Linked DNA regions of Mus musculus: region 2 is linked to region 1. A link is a loop called in an ENCODE intact Hi-C map of the cell type or tissue named here. Cell type or tissue: heart. All regions are shown on one strand.

The links. A loop is a pair of places that touch in the nucleus more often than their neighbours do. Peaks named below come from ENCODE experiments on the same cell type or tissue, not always from the same donor. Only the 100,000 strongest peaks of a DNase experiment are listed, where the experiment ranks them.
Region 2: a loop joins it to region 1, with 4 times the contacts of the local background. A loop is called at or near these places in 5 of 42 quality-filtered maps.

The regions. Positions count from the first base shown.
Region 1 is chr13:25,345,466-25,350,465 of GRCm38, forward strand. No RefSeq gene overlaps it. Among named protein-coding and RNA genes, the nearest start is that of Gm34122, 13 kb to the right of the region's middle. In heart, no CTCF peak of the experiment used is centred here; no DNase peak of the experiment used is centred here.
Region 2 is chr13:25,185,483-25,190,482 of GRCm38, forward strand. It overlaps Dcdc2a (doublecortin domain containing 2a), which reads left to right. Exons shown (of 10, transcript NM_177577.3): 8 at 2,194-2,294. Among named protein-coding and RNA genes, the nearest start is that of Nrsn1, 82 kb to the right of the region's middle. In heart, a CTCF peak has its summit at 2,135; no DNase peak of the experiment used is centred here; H3K4me3 peaks cover 336 bases; H3K27ac peaks cover 336 bases.

The DNA.
Region 1 (5,000 bases):
TGGCTCAGCCAGCGAAGTCCCTGTGCACAAGCATGAAGAGCCCAGTTCAGATCCCCAGCACCCATGCAAAGATAGGGGAATAATAGTACAGCGGTAACTCCCGTACTGGGAAGACAGAGACAGGAAGGTCCCTGGTCTTGGTGGCTAGACAGTCAGTCTGGCTGAATTAGTGAGCTCTGGCTTCACTAAGGCGCTTTGCCTCAGAACATAGGGTGGGATGGATCGGCGCGCGCACATACACACACACACACACACACACACACACACACACTACACATACAAATAAAAACCTTTAAATATAAGACAAGCAAGTACTTTGTATGAAGTTTAGAGTTAGAGCTGGTTGCTTAGCTAGATTCTGTAACCGGGGAAGCTTTTAAAAACCTGTGGAGTGTTCAGAGATGGTCAAGAACACTTTTCTGTGAGATGAGAACACACCAGCTGGGGGTGAGAAGCAGAGGCTAAGCGGAGAATAAACAAACCTTCAAACGCGGAAAGATAGAAACTTGACCTATTTCCCTCCAACTAATGGCAGTAAAATCCAATTTGATGAACCCGAGGGCATCTCATCTAGCCTGCTACTGTTCATAAGAGTCTCCCAGGCAATAGCTCCCAGCAGGTAATCACTTCAGCCTCAAGTGCCATTCTGCACAGCACCTGTATGAGGTGCTTCAAGGAAAATGTAAGCTTTTAATGAATGCAACCTACAGCAGTCTGCTGTGGCTTTAGACCCAGGTCCTGATCTTTTGAGCCAAAAGGATTAGACTCTGTCTTTTAGCTTCTGGAGGGAGGGCTGGATGTCCCAGATTTCAGAGAGGCATCCGTAGTGCTTACAAGGTTTCTTTAGGATAAGCACTGCAATAGTCACTTTCCTTTCTGCTGAGATAAAATACCACACCAAAGCAACACACAACATGGAAAACTTACAGTTCAAGGGGATCATTCTATAATGGAAAGCTATGGTGGCAGGTGGGATGTCAGGGGACAAGAATGGGAGGGCAGTGAGTCACACTGCATCCTTAGCAGGAAGCAGGGAGATGCATGAGGGCACCCAGATAACACTTTTTATATTATTAATGCTGAGGCTCCCAGCCCAGAGACTGGTGGTTCTCACAGTTAGGGTGTTTTTTCCTGCATTCAATAAGAATCTTAGAAGCTCCCTCATGGATGCGTCAGGGTTGCCATGGTAATTCTAAACCAGAAACATTGACCAGACCCACCGCCAGAGGCAGGAGCATCTCCTTCCTGGACTCTTCAGCTCTGTCATGCAGATGCTGCCACTTACTACTAACTACTACTTCCTCCTCCTCCTCCTCCTCCTCCTCCTCCTCCTCCTCCTCCTCCTCCTCCTCCTCCTCCTCCTTCGTCGTCGTCGTCTTCTTCTTCTTCTTCTTCTTCTTCTTCTTCTTCTTCTTCTTCTTCTTCTTCTTCTTCTTCTTCTTCTTCTTCGTTTTGTTTGTTTGTTTGTTTGTTTGTTTGTTTTTTGAGACAGGGTTTCTCTGTATAGCCCTGGCTGTCCTGGAACTCATTTTGTAGACCAGGCTGACCTCGAACTCAGAAATCCACCTGCCTCTGCCTCCCGAGTGCTGGGATTAAAGGCGTGCACCACTTACTTCTTGATCTTCTTTAAACACATTCAGCTCACCCACATCTTTATAAAGCTGTAGCACAGAGAGCTGGGTGTGCCATTTTTGTCTAAAGAGACTATGTGGTGCCTAAACCTCTGCCATTGCTTTCTTTACTTATGTAGTCAGGAATTCATTAAACAAAATGGATAAAGTGTATCAGACTGACCTTTGTCTAGTGATTTAAAAAATAAGTTCCCACACTACCCCACTATCTGTTTTGGAGTCCTTCCCCCTCTCACATTAAACCCATAGGCATTTATTTGTGTATCAGCCTAACTCCCTTTAAAATTTCAAGGTATTTGTTCACTCTTATTCTTTTAAAGCTTAATATTTTGTGCAAGATTCCTAAAAGTTTAGAAGGCATAGATAAAAGATTGCATTTGTAATACCTTTCAGGAGCCAAGGGGGATATACAGTTTTTTTTGTTTGTTTGTTTTTTGTTTTTTTCTGTATAGGAGGCTTATTCTAGGATCCACACGAGACTTTTGTAGCCTCTCTTCCTTACCTAACATCTTACCTCTGCATGCCCAAAGAACAGATCCTACTGCTAACTGGACTCCTCCCCTTGGATGATTCGCACAGGCTTCAAACTGTCCTTGAACTCTTGATTTCTAACCCAAATTACGGGCAGCATCACAGTTTCTTAGTTTGGCAAAGGGTGCCACCATCTGGTCACCTCTAGAAACCGGAATCCCAGAAAAAAAAAGTCACAGAGACCCTCCCACTTCCAGATCCAATAAAGAGTTCCATGGAGTGTGCTCTTAAAAAACCAAAAAACCAAACAACAACAACAAAAAACTTGCATAATTTCTCGTTCTTACTAGGTCACCCCCTTATGCCAATTGAATGTACAGTGTCTCTCTCACTTGAACAATGTATAGCTTCTCAATTGGGAATGAAGTTTATTCTTGGTGGACATCCTGGCATTTTTGAGCTATCAATATGGTTGTCACATTTCATCAATAAGTTACTTTTGTTCTTGGAAACTCCCCTGGACCTTGACCATGCCTTAGATCTGTCTAGAGCTCACATGTGCTGCTACATGCCACTGTGCCCTCACCTTTGTGCTGGGACAATGCCTTCCAGTATTTGAACACATTGCTCTGCTTCTCCTGAGGATCCCATTCCCATCAATTTGCCTGTCAGATATCTCCCCACTATGGGGTCCGAACTAATTGCCACCATTATTCATGGGAGGGCCTGCCTTTCTCAGCCTCTTCCCTTTCATTCCCTTTCCCCCCTACATCAGCCTTCCCTAACTGATGCTGTCCCAGCACTGCAGAGCCCAGGGCCCTTTCTAGCATGCTGGAAATAGTTTCATATTTGTTTTAGTGACAATGGAGTGAACGGGTCTTCCACAGCATGTGAGCTTGACGGTGTTTGAGTTTGCTCAATGTTAACCCTTGCCACACATTTATGTTTATGTCATTTTAATAACCTGTTCACCATATGTAATGTGTTTCTTGGGCCTAACAAGCTGTCAGTGAAAAGACAGGTGGAGATTGGGCCCGATTCTCCTGTACCAAAGTTGTCTACCCTTTGAAGACCAGATATACCTTTCTTCAGCCAGAAATCAAAATGAAGCCCTGGCTGAAATTTCTCCTTCTGATTCAGTTAGTTTGAAAACATTGCCATTGAAATGAATAAATATATTTTATGAAATAATATAAAATATACTTCCCATTATTAATTAAATACAATTAAAAGTATTCCTATGGTTGGTATATATGCCTGTACATATTACTGTTATGGCACTAATTGATGGTACATTATGTATAACAATAATATGTAATTATTTATGTATATCTATTAGCAATCTATACATTTGTAACCTATACTTGGCTAGCAAAGTGTCATTTTTTGGAACCAATGGTTAAGAGTAAAATTGCTAGGCCATATAGAAACTGCAGGTTCATTTTTATAAAAATCTGGCAAACTGTATTGTAGGATGGCCAAAACTTTTTATATTGTCACCAATGATGCATGAACAAATGAATTTTATTGCCACCAGGATGACATTTGTTACTGCCACTACTTTTTTTACTTTGGCTGTCTTGACAGGAATGCAGTTATCGCTTGATGGCCTTAATTTGCATTTTAAAAGTCGAATATCTCCACCTGTGCTCATTCACAGTCTGAGTAGTCACACTGACATTTCTGTATTATTTTCCACTTTTAATTTTGGATTTTCAGAGCCTTTGGGGCATTCTTTGTATATTATCAGTACTAGTCTGTGATCCGATATGTGGTTTACAAATGTGCTCTCTGTGTTGTTTGTTTCTCTGCATTTTGTTTGTCCCGTCCCTTCCCTTCACTCCCCTCCTCTCCCCTCCCCTCCCCTCCCTTTCCTTCCCTTCCTTTCCTTTCCTTTCCCCCCCAATCCCCCATCTTCTCTTCTCTTCTCTTCTCTTCTCTTCTCTTCTCTTCTCTTCTCTCCTTCTCCTTCTCCTTCTCCTTCTCCTTCTCCTTCTCCTTCTCCTTCTCCTTCTCCTTCTCCTTCTCCTTCTCCTTCTCCTTCTCCTTCTCCTTCTCCTTCTCCTTCTCCTTCTCCTTCTCCTTCTTTCTCCTTCTCCTCCTCCTTCTTTCTCTTCCTCCTCCTCCTCCTCCTCCTCCTCCTCCTCCTCCTCCTCCCCTCCCCTCCCCTCCCCTCCCCTCTTCTCTTCTCTTTCTCCTCTTTTCAGACAAAAGCTGTTTGGCTTCTAATTGACTGTGTAGCAGAGGTTGGCCTAAAACCGATCCTCCTGTTTCTATCTCCCAACTGCTGGGATTAAGGGATGGGCCACAGTATTCAGATGTTTCATTCTTTAAAAGGAATCCTTTATAGAGCAATTTGATATAGCCCAGTTAGTTAAGTTTTCCAATGGCAAACTTTGCATTTGAGATGAAGTCTAAGAATTCTTTGTTCATCTGTGAGTTATGAAGATTTTCTCATATACTTTTCTCCCTAAAATGTTATAGCTTTATATTTAATGTTTAAATCTATAATTGATTTTGAGTTAACACTTGTGAAATTTTGAAGTTTGGCTTGAGAGTTACTTTATACTCTTAGGCATCAAATTAGGCCAGCACGATTCATTAACAAAACTTTGTGCACCTTTCTCAAGACCTCATAGGACATGTGTCAATGGCTCTGGTTCTAGGTCACATTTATTTCTTTGAACTCATCACACTCTTAGCTGTGTACTAAGTTTTAACATCATCACATAAGTTCGTACCACCCACTTTATTCTTCTTTTCTAGGATCTTCCAGCTGTTCTAGGGCCTGTGTATTCTAAGTTCCAGGAAAGGCATGTCTTTGTCTTTAAATTATCTTTTTGGAATTTTGATAGAAACTACATTACATCTGTCTATGAGTTTATGTAGAATTCATGG
Region 2 (5,000 bases), 160 kb before region 1:
AGATGGTAAGAGATGGGGTGGGAAGGGAGATAGCAAGGTGAGATTTCCTTAACCAGGAGGCAGGAGGGGAATCCAATTAGATACTGCAGAGGGAGATGGTACAGTTGCATCCTGTGCTCGGAGAGAACAGTGTGGAAAGGAACAAAACACCCACAAAGTGTCTGGAGCAGCGGCACGTGAGGAGGGGGCATCAACAGGAAGGGATTGACATGTGAGAAGAAGAGTAAGCCTGGAGCTTGCTTTTCGCCTTACTTTCAATAAATGCTCACTGTGAACTTACTGTGTACAGTGCTCTAGGCTTACTCTTAGAAAACAAGAATCAGAAGCGAGATATTTGCTTCTGCTGTGTACACAGAGAGGGAGATAGCACTTGCCTGTGGGTCCTCCTCTACCAGGGGCTGAACCTCTACAATCTGCTTCCTAATTCCAGAGTGGCGTTTCTTTACTAATCTCAATGCAGTTAGACATCAATCAACTTCTTACAATGTCTCCTATCTGTTTCAAGATCCGATCTGCATTAGCAATTATGGCACAGTCTCGCCATACTTTTAATGTTTTCAAGGAACACTTAATGTCTTGATAAGTGCTCATGATATAATTTTAAAGTACTTAGTGACTTATACATTTCAAGTTTTATTTGTTTGAGAGGGAGAGAGAGAGAGGAGAGAGGAGAAGACAAGGAAGAAAAAGGGGAGTAAGAGGAGGAGGGTGTTGGAAAATGTTGGCAATTGCTGTCTCTGGACCATGAGGTATCGGAAGGGATTTATTTCCTTCATCGTCTAACTTTCCCAAACTGTATACATGTTATAGCAAGACGAATAACAACACTACTTTTAAGAAATGCATGTTCCCTAAGAATGTATAGCACCACCACCTTAGTAACATTTATAATGAGAATGAATTAGCATCCCAGTGGGCTCTTCCCTCTGCTACTGGTTTTGGTTTCAGTTGAGCCTGGTAGACATTTCACTCCACTCCAGCCCTCTTCCCTAATGCCAGAGGAAACAGTTCAGCTGCTGCCCTCTTACCTATGAGACCCCTGACCTCTGAGCAACTTTGCACTGTTCAGTGTCTCTCACTTTGTTGGGCTGTAAGCAGCCACAGGGAGCAGATTACATCAGTGTGAGTGCTCTACAGCGTGAGTGCACTGACCTACATCCCAGTCTAGGAACTAAGTCTCATTCATGTCTTACACTACAGTGTTGGTGTCTTATGTATGGTTATTCCTCAACAAATGTAAACATACATTTTGCATATAGTTAAGATTGACCTTGGACCTTTAGCAATGTGTGGTGTCATGTGGCATGCATTAAGTAATTTTTCTAACAATCATGCCTTTGTTACAGAAGACAGGATCAGTTTCTAGGCTGCAGGGATAATCAAACACTGGAGTAGCGTAAAGGAGGTAACATTTCCATCCTTGGGGAGCCTTAAAAATTAGGCAAAGAAGACATCTGTGAGGGTGGCTGAAGCACTAAATCTGTCTGGAAGCAAGTAGACAGACAGAATGACAGATGGCTCTAGGATTTGATTACTGGGACTGGAGAAGGGAAGGCCCCCCGAGGGGAGACATTAAAAGTTCTTCAACAGAGATTGCTGCTTTGCAAAGGGAAGCAAGTTACAGGAGCTTAGCTTAAATCCCTAGGGGCTTAGGTCTCTTCTGTTGTCAGAGCTTAAAGCCACAGGTTGTGAAAAATCCTGTAGAAATCTGCAAAGCTAGAGCACGCTGATTTTCCGCAGAAAGTCCACTGTGTGCATGAGCCTGTTGCAATAAAAACACGATTCCCTCCCCTCAATAAAGAGAATCGCTTGCCTACATTATATTGAATGCATAGCAATCTCCAGGGAAATGGAAACTCTTAAATGTATTGTAACACAGGGAACGTTGTCACTGATTGCTGGGTAGGAGGGGACTGGGGTCCAGCCAGGAGGCTTTTCCATCTCTGGCGACTGGCGGCACCAGTCAGCAGCAGTGTGTGAGCAGGCAGCCATTCCAGCAGAGCTCTGCTCTCCTTCCTCTGGCCACAGGACCTCCTCTCAGTTAAAGCATAATGATCGGGGCCCAGGATCTTTAAGAGGAACTGAAATCTACATATCCCTCTTTAGGTATTTTACTGTAATGTCAGCTTTCAGCCACACGATGTCACGATTGGATTTTGTTTTTTTTTTTTTCATATGAGTTTGTCTCCACAGGTGAAGGCATTTTCAAAGCTGGAGCAGAGAGATCTGAAACAAGGGGGGCAGCAGAAGTTCAAGAAGATGAAGACACCCAGGTTGAGGTTCCAGTGGACCAGGTAATCTTCCTGCCTCTAAACATTCACAGAACCCAGCAGTGATGGCCTTGTTACCCCCTCCGGCCCCGACCCCCTACACTCAGGCGCCAAGAGGTCAAATGACTTCTGAGGTATACCAAGTTCTTCTTGGTACTCCTCCAGAAAATACCCACCTGCCTCTCTTCAATGTGGAAGTGGTATGTTCTTAATAAGCAGGACAAAACAGAGGGAGCTGGATGTGAGCCACAAGCTCACAAAGTCCGATTTAAAAACGAAGCACTGGCTGGGAATTTTAATCTTAGGAAAAAGTCATTTTCTAAAAGAAAACGTGTTTTAAAAATGCCATGATAGTCTCTCCTTCAGGGTCTTCAATATTTTTTGTGGTTAGATTTCTCTTCTTCTTTTGTAAAGGAACTGCTCACATAAATAGAACTCAAATGTTTTCTATGTGTGTAGTAATGTCCTTTCCTAGGCCAGGGGGACAGTGGACTTATTTGTGTTACAGGAAGGTATGCTAACAGAAGAAATTAAGACATGTTAATTCTGGCTAACTTCAAGAAGTAAGCCAGTTATCCGTGTGCTTATGTGTGCTCATATGCCCAAGCCCCCCTTGTGTGTGTGTGTGTGTGTGTGTGTGTGTGTGTGTGTGTGTAGGTCAGAGGTAGACACTGAGAGTCTTCTTCAGTTGTTTTCTGTCTTACTTTTGAGACAGGGTTTCTCAGCAAACCTGGAGTTCACTAGTTTGCTTAGACAGCTGGCTGGCAAGCCCTGAGGATCCACCCGTCCCTGCCTTCTCAGCACTGGGTCAAAGATGTGTGCCCTGCTTAGCCTTTCATGTGGGTTCTGGGCATCTGACGTCCTCATGCTTGCTTAGCACGCTCTTACCCACTGAGCCAACTCCCTAGACCCTACCATGCATTTTTTTATTTATAGTAATTCCTTATTAAATTTGAATTATATGAATTACAGCATAGTTCTCTTCCCTTCACTTTTTTATTTTTTACACTGAAAGATCTTGCAGAGTTCATATTAATAATACAGTGAACCTTTGAAAGCCCCACTGTATGTACCAAAATGAGTTCACACATAGGAGTCCACTTGTATTCTAAAGGAGATTATAAATAAGGCAGCAGCCGTCTAACCAAACTATTGTACCTGGTACCATCAGTGTATACATTACATTGCTTTGCTATATCAAGCCTGGCTCCATATTGAAATAGCTTGGAGAACTTAAAAAAAATTGATACCTGTGTCCAAAAGAAATAAATTAATAAAATACTCCCTGTTGCACTTTTTAATATGATCATTACAATTATAACTTGAGGACTGGGGTTCAGTGTGAGACTCTGGAGAAAGGTAGAAGTCACTAGGAATTGCCATGTGTCCTGTGACTATTGTGTGCTATTTCCTTTTCTAAAAGCAAATTTCACAATCAGGCAGGTCCACGAGCGATCTTCCCACGCGTGTTTGTCTTATCAGGGTGGCAGTGAGGCTGACTTCTGACTATTCTCCCATACTTCCTGCATGCATTCTTCCCAGTGAAAATCCTGTTGTGCTAAACTTCACAGATTTCAAAAATCCAATTTATTTTCTAGGATTTGCTCTCACTAATAATTTTTCATAAACCCCAGTTGTAGTTTTTTTCCCCCTGGGAGAAAACACAGTTTTAAGTCTTGTGTGAAACCATAATTAAATATTATATTTTCGGACAAAGAAGAGTAATCATGTATGCACAAAATTTATTAGTTGTCAAAGCTAAGACTAATTTATATTCTAAAGTCAAAACCTCTTCTCAAGCAATGTGAGGGGCATCTGTTTGCCTAGGTGTTGTGTGCTTTGGAGAGAGGGGCATGGGGAGGGAGGATGGATCTCCTATGTCATTGGATCAGCCTTGCATCTCAGTGTCTGGTTTCTTATTGGACATGTGGAGATAGCTGAGAAAAATGCAGCCTGGGGAGTGAGAGACAAACTCAAAATGGGCAAGAAAAGCACCAGGAGACTGAAGGACCTGGAGGAGAAGCAGCCGGTGACAGAGGCTCCTCGGTGCTTCCCTCTGCCCTGTTCCACGCAGTGCTGGGATCCTCAGTTGCGTTTGTTCCACAGTGGGCACCGTGTGCTAGGGTCGGTGTCAGAGCCTCTTCTGTATGTTAGATGGCTTTAATCTGAACATTGCACGAAGCCAGTGAGGGTGTGGAATGATAATCACCAGTGGCAACCTCTCCATAACAGTAAGAGCAGCTCTGAAGACCACACCCATTTGTGGTACGCATTAAATATCAGCTACTTTTCATCAGGTACCTGCTAAGGGCTGAGAACTGCACGGCTCGTCTCTGGATAACTGTAGTGATCACTAGGCAGACAGACAGACCTACCATCCTCATTTTCCATTCACACACACATATATGTACATATATAAATGTTGATAAATATGCACATATACACACACATCTAGACACATACATGTATGTGTGTGAATGTGTTGTCAAAGATGTTTGTATAATGAATGGCCTTGGACGTACATAAAATAATCTTGTCATCTCAAATATTATGTATCTAATCTCTTGGTTTTATTTTTATTTTTTTACAATTTAGGTATTGTTTATTAAACCTTCAACCTAATGACTGTGGGAGCTAGTTATTCGAGCACTCCTCCCTCCTCCCTCCTCTCTCCTCCCTCCTCCCTCCTCTCTCCTAGCCATAACAAGTCAACACAAATATACAAGCATA